2 separate regions of the Mus musculus genome follow, and region 1 is linked to region 2. The links are chromatin contacts, found by POLR2A ChIA-PET in ENCODE. All regions are on one chromosome and are shown on one strand. Each heading gives the region's core, a stretch centred on a gene start or an enhancer-like site at or near the end of the contact. The rest is flanking DNA. Distances are from core to core; before and after follow the strand shown.

The links. ChIA-PET counts read pairs that join two places held with the same protein, here RNA polymerase II (POLR2A).
Region 1: POLR2A ChIA-PET joins it to region 2 with 22 read pairs in Patski. The contact joins the enhancer-like site here to the promoter of H4f16 in region 2. POLR2A ChIA-PET finds 5 or more read pairs at or near these places in 3 of 5 experiments (Patski and embryonic stem cell).

Annotation. Positions count from the first base shown.
Region 1 is chr6:136,896,647-136,902,460 of GRCm38, forward strand. No RefSeq gene overlaps it. Among named protein-coding and RNA genes, the nearest start is that of Erp27, 23 kb to the right of the region's middle. Within about 2 kb of position 1,750, at least 1 of the 3 ENCODE cell types and tissues checked has a DNase peak (open chromatin) inside an H3K27ac peak, as active enhancers do.
Region 2 is chr6:136,801,970-136,808,108 of GRCm38, forward strand. H4f16 (H4 histone 16) reads right to left here and starts at 2,462. Exons shown (of 1, transcript NM_175652.3): 1 at 2,024-2,462. The coding sequence starts at 2,410. The coding sequence ends at 2,099.

The sequences.
Region 1 (5,814 bases), core at 500-2,999, 94 kb after region 2:
AAAGGAAGAAAGGAAGAGGGAGAAAGAAAGAAGAGAAAGGAAGAGAAGAAAAAAGAATTATATGGTCAACAGACATATGGAGGAAAAATGCCCACCACTAACCTCAGGGAGACACGAGGCTTCCTCCCCCAGTTAGGATGGAGAGAATGACAGCTTCCAGAGGGCATAGGGATGATGGTGGAAATGGGAGCTAGTGTAGCCATGTGGGAAACAGAGTGGGGACTTCTGGGGAGATGTAAATGGCATAATTATATGGCCTAGCAATCCCGTTCCTGGGAGCAACCCCAAGGCAGAAGTGAATCAGCCTATAGGAGAGACAGCTGTATTCTGGTGTTCATTGCAGTACAACAGTACGGAGTCTACCTCAGTCCATCAGCCATTGGTTAAACAAAAAGGTACCCCATTGAAGCCAAGAGAAAGAAGCCAGACAGGAAGACAAGCCCCTCACAATCTCACACCCTCACTCACTGGTGGAATTCAAAACACAGTTGGTCTCAAGGACGTTGAGAGCAGAGGCTGAGAACACTGGAGGGACTTTGCTGGTTTTACAATCTTAGAAGCAAGGAATTCTGCTGTCTGGGGCACAGCAGGGTTAATTCCAGTGACACAAATATGTTGAGCATCTCAAAACAGCACACACCAGGAAAACAATCCACGATTAAAGTGATGGGCATGCTAATTACACATTGATTCAATTATTATTCTGTCGTTCCCCCATTATATATATCTCACATTAAATACATATGAATAATTATTGTTAATGAAAATACTCAATCTTTGAGGGTTGAGTTTATCCTTATTTTGTTTTGTTTTTATTTTCTAGACAGGGTTTCTCTGAGTAGCCCTGACTATCCTGTAATTAACTCTAGAGACCAGGCTGGCCTTGAATTTACAGAACTCTTCTTGCCTCTGTCCTCCCAGGGCTGGGATTATAGACGTGCTCCACCACCGCTCAGCATCGGTCATTGACTTGTAATGTCTATCTTGTTGTGACAGATACAGAAGTCTAGAGGTTTGGACTTGAACTTTGTGATAGCCCTTCTGAGTGCTGAGTGGAGGAAAGAACCCCAGTGGGGTCAGTTTTTTCTTGGGAAAAAACTTTATTCTTAGGAGATTTCTCTATTCCCCTGAAGTATTTCATTTTCAGACAACTGTGAACTTTAGTCTATCCTCAGAGGTTCAAACTCTCTATAGGAAAGAAAAACAGGATGCTAGTCACAAGGGGTTTTGAACATCCTTTGTTTCTGGGGTATGTCCCTTCCAGGAACATGCTCAGGAATTTGCAGAGGAACATGAGAGGCTGAGATTTAGTTCCACACACACAAAACAGCCTTTGGTGCGGCTTGGATCCAGATCTGCTCGGTGACTAAGATCTGTGGTTACTAATACACGCCCTTTCCCAAAAATGTTCCTTCTGGGATCCTATCTGATGGTTATCACAGCTTCTCATATATATTCCCCGGGTTTCAAAAAAGCACACATTTCTTTTAATTTTGGTCCTAAAACTTCTCTCTCTCTCTCTCTCTTCAGAAATTGGAAACATTGTGCTTAAACCAGACATTTTGAAAGCTAAGCACTTAGTGAATTCACTTTTTCAAAATGACCACACTAAGAAAGCAAATTGTGATTAAAATGAGCTGGGGATGTCAGTTTTCAAAGGGTAGCTTTAGTAAATCAACATTTTAGCACATGGTCTGGCCAGCTTGGATCTGTCTGGATGGGATGGATGTACTGTCAGCCGTTTTTTGACAGTTACCAGCTGGATCAGAGAGAGCAACACTTCCCGACCTCCTAACTCCCACTTTGTACATCAGCAACACCTCACTGGCGTTTCTTCTTGCATTTCACAATCATGTAGGCATCTTGCCACAAACCAGCGTGCCCTTCAGAAACACCTCCCACTTCTATTGCTGACTGATGGCCCCTTTCCCTCTCCAGCTCTGCTGTATCATTAGTGGTGCTCACAAAAGGCTTGTGAGGTTAAAGACTGGGTCAATTCTAGGGAGGCTTCACATGGGAGGGATTAGATCACAAGCATCAATTTCTCATTTTCACCGTGATGTGTTGTGAAAGTGTGGTAGAGTATTTGTTACACGCATCACACGGGTAGTCTCTTTGGAACCAACATGATTTTAATGGCCATAGAAATGTCAGGAAAAGCCAGAACCTTTTATGAACTGTTCAACATGCATCTATTTTCTGTTAGAGCCTTCCATCCCTAACTACTCTTCTCTGTGCTTAGCCATGATGTTATCACTCACCAGGACCTTTTCTCCATTAAAACTGTGAAGGCTAAAGTTATGTTTTAAGTTAAAATTGCTGTGCTTAAGAAATCTATAAAACAACAACAACAACAAAAAAATGCCTCCAACCTGTGAACCCCACAGGTAACAGAATGCTGGGGGCTGTTGTTCAGGTAAGATAAGTCACATGTCTTCATTTCTGTAAACAAGCTTGGTTGCCCCAACTGCACAGGAAGTGCTCGACCACACATAGGCAGAAAGCATGTCAGGATGTATGCTTGCCTCCGTTGGATGAAGGAGGGAAGTGAGTAGCCATGGGGTACTTTCTAAGCATCTGTCTAACAATTCTCAGTCATTCTCTAGGAATTCAGGATATGGTCTGTCCAGTATTTAATAAAGCTTGATTCAAATTTGGCTCAAAAATTGTGGTATTGAACTTATTTTTACCCAGTGGGATTTACAGTACATCCTAGGGAGAGGAGATAGAGAAAGGCAGAAACAGGAACAGGAAGTTGTTACTGGCAACACTAAATCATGAGTGTTTATCTAGTTGGTATAAATCAGCACCATTGTTCTGTCTACAGCCAAATCTAACACCAGTGTTTGCTAACTTGCAATTTGCTGTTCATGTTTCTGCTTTTCTCTTTATGATCTGTTGTCATGATCAGAATATATGGCTACTAGTCTACATACTTTAGAAATTCAGAGTGCTTCTCAAAATCCAGGTGATGGAGGAGAGAAGGGAGTGAGTCATCCGGACGCCATCTTGGATCTCATTTATTTCCTCATGTATCTTCCCTCCTGGTAGCCGCTCAGTAAATGCTTGAAGTGGTGAGTGGGGCCTCCATTCTGCCGTTAGAAGTTTGCTCTAGGGCTGGAGAGATGGCTCAGCGGTTAAGAACACTGGCTGCTCTCCCAAAGGTCTTGAGTTCAATTCCCAGCAGCCACATGGTGGCTCACAACTGTCTGTATTGGAATCTGATGCCCTCTTCTGGTGTGTCAGAAGACAGCTACAGCATGCTCGTGTATATACTATAAAAAGTTTGCTCTCTTTCTTTCCTGCTTGTTTCTTTGCTTTTGGGGATAGGTCCCATGGTGCCTTATGGGCCCCAGATTGGCCTGGTGCTCCACAGGTGCTCTGAGGTTGACCTTGAACTTCTGTTTCCTCTTCTTCCACCTTTTGAATGTGGAGATCACACACATGAGCCACCATGCCTGGTGTATGTGATACTGATGATCAAACCCAGGGTTAAAAGTATTTCATGACGGTAGGCACGAAGTCTACCAATTACGCTACATCCCAGGCCCTACCCTAGTCCTTTTTATGATGATAACAAAAGCATGTTTTCCTCCAACCACAGCCAATGGTATTCTGTGTTCTTTAAAAGATATACAGCTGATTCATACTGTCCTCAGGAGTTGCAAAGCATCTACAGGTGATGGTCACTATTGGGGTAGGAAGGCTTGATCCCCATGTTCCAACTTGGGACAGTTTTACAAGACATCATAGCATAAAGCTCCCCACGGGATTGCCTAAGAAGTTATTATGTTTTTTTCTTCTGTTCAGACCTACTTCCATTTCAATACAACTCCCAAGAGCTTCCCCCAGTAAACTTCCTGCAAGGGAATAAAGTCTCTTAGCCATCTCCCTGGGCAATATGAGCTGTATGACAGCCTGTTTATTATTTTTAAAATTCTTACCTCACCACAGCTTGAATTATGTCAAATATGTTCTTGCTTTTCTTCCTTAAGCCTAGGCTAACACTATGTTGCCATACTGAGACCAGTGGGTCTCAAGTAGGAATGGAATCCTGCCGTTGTGACTTGAGTAATTATTTGGGTAGTTGAATATTAACATGTAGCCTCCACATGACTATTTATATCCTACAGGAACAGCCGACCCTGCCTTTCTCTTCTCTCACCCACTCCTCCCCACCATGACTCAACGTTTTCATAGTCAAGTTCACAATAATACTGAACTGTGGTTTCAGAATAGGAAATGACTTATCTTAGAAACAACACTAAGGGATTAAGTCTTTCACATGTGCAGGTATGCTTTTTAAACTTATTTATTTCTTTGGTTTATTTCTACAGTTCTTTTTCTCCAGGGGTTCAGATTCCAGTAGTCAATGGACCTTAGCCCAAAATTTTTCACGTTCTCCACATCTTCATATAAAGTCTTTGTAGTGAGAAACTAGGGGGGTCAGGCCCAGTCCACTTCCTGGTTTGTTTTTTATCTGCTTAAAAGACCTGGTATGTTTAGAAAGGTAAAGTAAACAGGGTTGGCTCCTATTGGGGATTGGTTCTAATGCTTTGTCTTAATTGGACTCCCAAAGCCACACTTCCCTTGGTCTGGGGCGGGGGAGTCCCTGTCCCAGCTGGTTTTGATTGATAGTAAAGTATTGCAATACAGTTAATGGCTGGGCAGAAAGATGGAGGCAGGACTTTTAGATTGCTCAAATAAGAGAAGAGAGAGAGGGAGAGAGGGGGGAAGAGAGGGGGAGAGAGGGGGAGAGAAGAGAGAATCACCATGACTTGGAGGGAGAGGGACCAGATTTTTTTTAAAAGATTCATTTTATTTTATATATATGAGTACACTATAGCTATCTTCAGACACACCAGAAGAGGGCATCAGATCCCATTACAGATGGCGGTGAGCCACCGTGTGGGTGCTGGGAATTGAACTCAGGACCTCTGGAAGAGCAGTCAGTGCTTTTAATCGCTGAGCCATCTCTCCAGCCGAGAGGGACCAGATTTAAGAGCTACAGAAGAAAACCATCCAACAATGCAGGTGGAAAGGGAAAGAAGCCCTATGTGGGGGGAGGGCTGCCCAAAAGACAATAGGACAGTGAAGAGAAAACATAGATTCAGGTGTTAAGCCAGGAATACCAGAGGGAAATGTATGCTAGCCTCGGGGAGGATTAGAAATGCTCAGTCAAGGCATATCAAAATTATCTGGTGGTGCATTAGTGTCTTTCATTCGAGCTCTTGGGTGGGTGCTCAAAGTTTGTTTGTGAAATGTGATTTTCTGCACCGAGCCCCTTTCCTGATGAACTTGCCACTGTGGCTCTTCCTCCATCCCTGGAGACTCCTTAGCCATTGCCCGCTTCCTATTAATTTCTCCCCACAGCATACCTCCTCTCCTTCCCACAGCTTCCTCTGTTCTGTGGATCTCTGTCCATGGCCCAGACACAGTCTGATGGCGTCCATGTCCCACTGCAACAGGGAATTCTCTGCTCCATGGATCTTCCTCTAAGGCCAAGCTTACTTCCCTCCTTCAGGAGTCAACCCTGCTTGGCATCCTCATAGCCAGTTAATAAGTATTTAAATGAATGATTGAGTATATGAATAAATGATGCTTTCCCATACTGCCTAGTATCCATCCTACCCCTTATCTTCCCAAAACATATGTATTTATACAGGTCTAATGAAGACAGTTTTCCTTTGAGTCCCAACCCAATGAGGCGAGCTCAGAGAGGAGAGCTAAGAGAAGTGTATGCATGGTAGAGCAATTCATCGGATGCTTCGACTTCAGAGACCCACTGTCCCTAGAAATTCTGACCTTCCCAGC
Region 2 (6,139 bases), core at 1,212-3,711:
AACAAGAGAGAGAAAAAGCAAGAACAAGAGAGAGAAAAAGCAAGAACAAGAGAGAGAAAAAGCAAGAACAAGAGAGAGAAAAAGCAAGAACAAGAGAGAGAAAAAGCAAGAGCAAGAAAAAGAACAAGAACAAGAAAGCAAGAGAAAGAACAAGAAAGCAAGAGAGAGAAAAAGAACAAGAAAGCAAGAGAAAGAAAAAGAACAAGAGCAAGAAAAAGAACAAGAACAAGAAAGCAAGAGAAAGAACAAGAATGGCAAAACCCCGTCCCTTTTAAGGAGAATTATCCTCCGCCTAGGACGTATTACTCCCTGATTGGCTGCAGCCCATCGGCCCAGTTGTCATCACGAGAAAGGCAGAACACATGGCGGGAAAACTGCCCCTGCACGTGTGCAGATTATGTTTACCACTTAGAACACAGCTGTCAGCGCCATCTTATAATGGCAAATGTGAGGGCGGCTTCCCACACAATTTTGCTTAATATAGTGATTTCTGTCCCGTCCATCATCTTGTCAGTGTAAGATTTCTGTTTTTCTTACCACTAAGTAACTTTCCATCCGGGCAGGTGACATGGCAGTTTCTAATTTAAGCCTTTTGAGAGAAATGATTTCCACAGTGAATGCACAAATACTTTTGTTGCTGTTGTTATTTGTGTAATAATAAATGATATTTAAGTTTCATTTTTTTGTTTCATTTCTTTTTGCTAGTAATAGTTATAGATGTTTGATTATCTCAAATAATCAAAACTCAGATTAAAAGAGGGGTGATAATCATTATTATTACATTTTGTGTTTCATAGTTTGATAGAACATGTGACTTTATAAGAAAATAAAAACCATATAACTGTAACTGAAATATTTCTCAAGACAGAAAAATAAACATCTCATTTTTCACTTGCTTTAAGAAAATGAGTTCACTAGACTAATGGTATCAGTGTTATGTATGCTCAGACTCTAGAAGTGAAGTGTCAGCCCACAGGGGCAGAGAAGACTCTCGCAAAAACAAAAAACAAAACAAAACAAAACAAACAAACAAACAAAAACACCAGTGGCACATAAAACGAGGTTGTGTAAAATCGCACAGAGCAGAGTTCAAATCTAGGCTCCAAAATTTTAGCCTTCGTTGTCTCATCCACAGCTGTACTCACTATCAACACTTAAAATAAATCTGCTGAAAGACCGCACCAAGTTTCTGCCACACAGAAAGCATTGAACACGAGATAACCATATCTTAATGAAATGCCAGGTTCCTGCTCCAGGAACTGTAGGAACAGTCTCCTATTTCTTCAGCCAGTGAGAAGACCCGTAAACATCAGATGTAAAAACCTAGAGATCTGAAAAACAAAACTACCGTTTTGAGTAATGTGTACAGAAAGCCGGTAAGCAGACCTGAGTCCAGGGGCCTAAGGAAGCGACTTCCTGGATCCAGAGTTAAACCCATCTGGGTATGGAGCATCGAATACAAGTACTTTGAAGGAGCAGCAAGGGCTGTGACTAACCTACTCTGAAGACTTAAATGAGACACATATGGTCTGTGGAAGCTGAAACAGAAGGACCACCGAAAGACTTATACCAGCCTGAACTAAATGGTAGACATCCGAGTGCTCCTCTTCCCCCAAACCCACGTGCTTAAGGCAGAGAAACAGCTACAGCTGAGAAAGCCAAGTTTAAGCTACAGGGTGACTTTATTGTGGGGTTCCAAGCCTCCACACCTGCCCTCATTCAGGTCCACTGTCTCTACAGGAGCTTTTTTCCCCTTTTTAGAGCGTCCGCAGAGGCTGCACCCTAGCACTCTGGGGCTGTCAACTCAACAGACACCTAAAAAAACTCATTCACGCAGACCACTCCGCAAGCATTCTGAGCAGGTCCCAGGCGGTAGGCGGGGCCACCAGCCCAAGTCCTCCAATGAAAAAGTGCACCCAGGCAGCTCAATTTGCATACAAGACAAAGCATACCAAATACAAAAAGTAATGAGACGCTCATAACTAGTGAGAACTACAAATGTCCACAGCTCCTTTCTGATGCTTTGTGGGCCCTGAAAAGGGCCTTTGTGGATGGGGGAAGCCGGCCAAGGGAACGGCCTAGGCACAGGAGGGCTCGCTTAGCCGCCGAAGCCGTACAGAGTGCGGCCCTGGCGCTTGAGCGCGTACACCACGTCCATAGCCGTAACCGTCTTGCGCTTGGCGTGCTCGGTGTAGGTGACGGCGTCGCGGATCACATTCTCAAGGAAAACCTTGAGGACACCGCGAGTCTCCTCGTAGATGAGACCCGAGATGCGCTTCACGCCGCCACGCCGAGCCAACCGCCGGATAGCGGGCTTGGTAATGCCCTGGATGTTGTCGCGGAGAACCTTGCGGTGTCGCTTGGCGCCACCTTTCCCCAGACCCTTGCCGCCTTTTCCTCGTCCTGACATATTAGTAAACAACCTAATAAAGAGACAGGAGAAACTACAGTAATCCGCCGCCGAGCAAGAGCTTATATTTCCTGGGAGCGGACCTGATTGAAAACAGCAAGGAGTGGGCGGAGCTCTAGACTCCACCCCCTGGCTCTTTGTGCTCTGCTGTCTCCCAAGAACCATAAAACCCTTTCGGTTCCCTCTCCAAATTCCAGGAACCCTAGCACATTTGAAAGTTTAAATAATATAAGGTAACAATCTATTTCTCCTCTTTTTTTTTTTTAGCACAAATAAAAACGGCGCATCATGCTTGTTATCTTCAGTGCACGCTGATTCGGTATTTTCTAAGCAGCATGCTTGTTTTTACACAACTTTAATGTGAAAATGAAAAGAAGCTAGCAATAGAAATCTAGCTTACTAGGTCTTATACCGAAGCAGTTTACATTTTCACGAGAGAGTCTTTTGAGGGGATAGAAGTGTTTTAGTGCCTTTCTTTTGTGGCCACGATAAGAAAATTATGCTAGTTCCCACTTCCTATTTGGTTTCAACTGTTTCTGCAGTGTATGGATTTTCTGCTCCTGCATTGCAAACACATTGGTATTCGCTTTTCAGCCAATTGTTCCTATAGTTACTTAGCTGAACTATTGTAACTTGTCATTTAGATCCGAGGTCCTTGTTGCTTGCGTTTAAAAGAGACCTGGTGACTCACATCTGTAATTTAGGCTCTCCGGAGGCTGAGGCAGGATTGCCAAGAGCTGGGGCCAGCCTAGGCTAGACAGACTCAAATACATTTCCCCTCCTCCCCACTCAAATAGCTTGTAAAGTACCAGAAGTCAAAAGCATGACTCCGAATAACAGGACTGTCCTTAAGTTTGTTTCGTTTTTAAAGACAGCAGGTTTTGGGCTGGAGAGATGGCTCAGTGGTGAAGAGCACTGACTGCTCTTCTGAAGGTCCTGAGTTCAAATTCCAGCAACCACATGGTGGCTCACAACCACCTGTAATGAGAACTGATGCCCTCTTCTGGTGTGTCTGAAGATAGCTACAGTGTACTTACATATAATAAATAAATAAATCTTAAAAAAAAAGAAAAAGGCAGCAGGATAAATGCGTTTAGTTTGTAGTACTTTACAATTCCCATTAGTTCCACAACTCAAACAGCATTTCATTTGTTTGTCCCCTCCCTGTCTCTTAGAGATTGAGCTCTAGGATAGCTGGAGGGGGAAGAAGCCTTAATCATTGAATTTTACCTCATGATTTTAAATCCCTTGCTCTTCAGAATTCTTACCAAAATGAAAGCTGCTGCCAGAATACTTATTCAAATTTGTAAAACTGTGTGTCAACAAACAAACAAACAATCAACAACAACACACACAAAAAAAAGAGAGAAAAGCAAAAAGAAAGCAAAGAGACCTTTCCATAAACATACATTTAAGATGGTTTACAGAAGATATTCTAGAGCTTTCTTCCCCAAAACTGCACCAGAGGTTTCCATACACATTGACTTAGAATATATAACCTATCGAATGCTTAGGAGCATTAGATAGTATATGAAAGTCAGCTGTTAGGTGGTACAGCCAGGATTCTGAGGAAGTTGGCTCCGGGATACCTCCTTGATGGTGGAGTATATTGTTCAGATCCAAAGGTGTATGGGGGACCCCAGCTCCTGGTTAGCTCATTACTGTGCTAGGAAATAAAGATGTACATAGATAGAAGTACATGGGGTTGGTTTTTCTCTGTGTGTGTTTAATATTTTGTATCTTGGGACAGGATCCTATGTAGCTCAGGCTAGGTGGGAACTCTCTCTGTAGCTAACGATGGACAATCTTCGATGGACAATCTTGACTCTCCTGTCCACGCCTCCTTTATACTAAGATCACAGACAGGCCCCACTTCACTTGGTTCTGTGGAGTTTATTTAAATAAAATCGCAATTAGACTAAGGAGAGGGTAAATTTATGATATTTTAATTAAATGGATACAAAAAAACCTACATGACATTTAATCAGCGTTTGACATTACTTAGTTGTGTAATTTCAGAAATGCAGTAAACTGAAGTACCGGAGTGAAACAGTGGAAGAAAAACACTTTAGTTTGTTTCAAATGTCAAGGGCCTATCATATGAATCATAAGAACAAGTTGAGGGATTCTGTTTCCAGTGTCTTGGCCTAAGAGTAATCTAAAGTCTCGATGGAGCACCAAGTGACAACCTCCAGCAGGCAGGCAGGCAGAGGCGAAGGGTCCTCCCCTCTGGAATCCAGTGGTTCTTCTCCGGCTCATACACAGCCCCAGAGCCACGTAATGTTAATATCCTATCAGATTCATCCATGCTATCCACAAGGACTGCATTCCTGCCTAGTCTGTGACTATGGCCTCGAGGCCCTGAGAAGGAAGGGACTGTCCCCAGGAGCAGCAACAGTGTCCAAAGACCAGCCTCATGTGGTATAGGTAGGACAGGCCAAAGAACCAGCTTTTGTCCCAGGCTGGTGGCTGCACACAACTTTAATCCCAGCATTAGGGAGGCAGGCAGATCTCTGAGTTGAAGGCCAGCCTGGTTTTTATAGTGAGTTCCACGGCTGCCAGGGCTACAGGAAGAAAAGTCTCAAAAACTAAAACAAATAGAAAACCTACAAAGCTTCTTTTGCAGCTAGCTCTCCAGGTGGGTGTGTCAAGGAGCAGATGACGAAAGCTCGTTCTAGGAGGGCAGAATTCAGCCAAGGAGCTATGGCTGAGCCGGAATTGCTGTGGCACTCACAAGCACAGACCCTGGAGTCAGATAGTCAGATTTGAAAGTCGCCCCTGGCTATACTGGAGACTAATTTCCATGAGTATGGTATGAGGGAACAGAGGTGCTCTTCTCTGGGCTTCCGGTTTTTGATTGTTTCCAGGTAGTTTCTCTCTTAGGCCAGGCTCAATTCAAGTTCTCCATACTCCTGCATCAGCTGGGTTTATAGGCACTGAACACCATAGTCTGCTTACTGTTGTATTTTATTTAAAAAAAAAAAAAAAAAGCCGGGGACGTTTGGTGGAGGAGCGTTATTGTGCACGTAGGGGGTAGAGGGGGTGCGGCCCATGCTGAGGTACCAGCCACAGGACGGTATAGTAGTTTATTTAGGGCATGAGGTGAGTTGAGGGGGTAGTAGCGAGAGCGAGAGAGAGAGAGAGAGCGAGAGCGAGAGCGAGAGCGAGAGAGAGAGAGAGAGAGAGAAAAGGCCGAGGGGGTGTGCGGGTGGAGGCCGGCCATGAACACGTGGAGAGAGGGGTAGGGGAATGGGAGAGAAGGGACAGAGGGCTAAGAGAGTAAGAAAGCAAGAGAAAAGTGTGGGTGTGTGTGTGGGGGGGGGCAAGCAGCTTCTTTTACAGTGGGTCAGGCACACCTGGCTGCTGCCAGGTAACTGTGGGGCGGAGCCTAGAAGAAATGCCAACACCATCATTTTTATTTTTTGAGATAAGGTCTCACTTCCTAGCTTGGTCTATAACGCACAAAGTAGCCCAGGCTGTCTTTGTATTGGTAATCCTCCTACTTCAGCTCTTTCTCCCTCCAAAAGCTAGGATTACTGATTTGAACCAAGTATGGCTTTGCTTAACTCCCCGTTTTCGCTGCCCTCCCTCCGTTCCTTCCTTATTAGGCTGGTATGGATCTTGGAATATCTACAGCTGACCTTAGGCTCCGGGCAATCTTGTATCGGCTACCCTAGTGCTGGGATTGCAGACTCGAACCACCCAGTTAACTACATCCTGGCAGCCAAT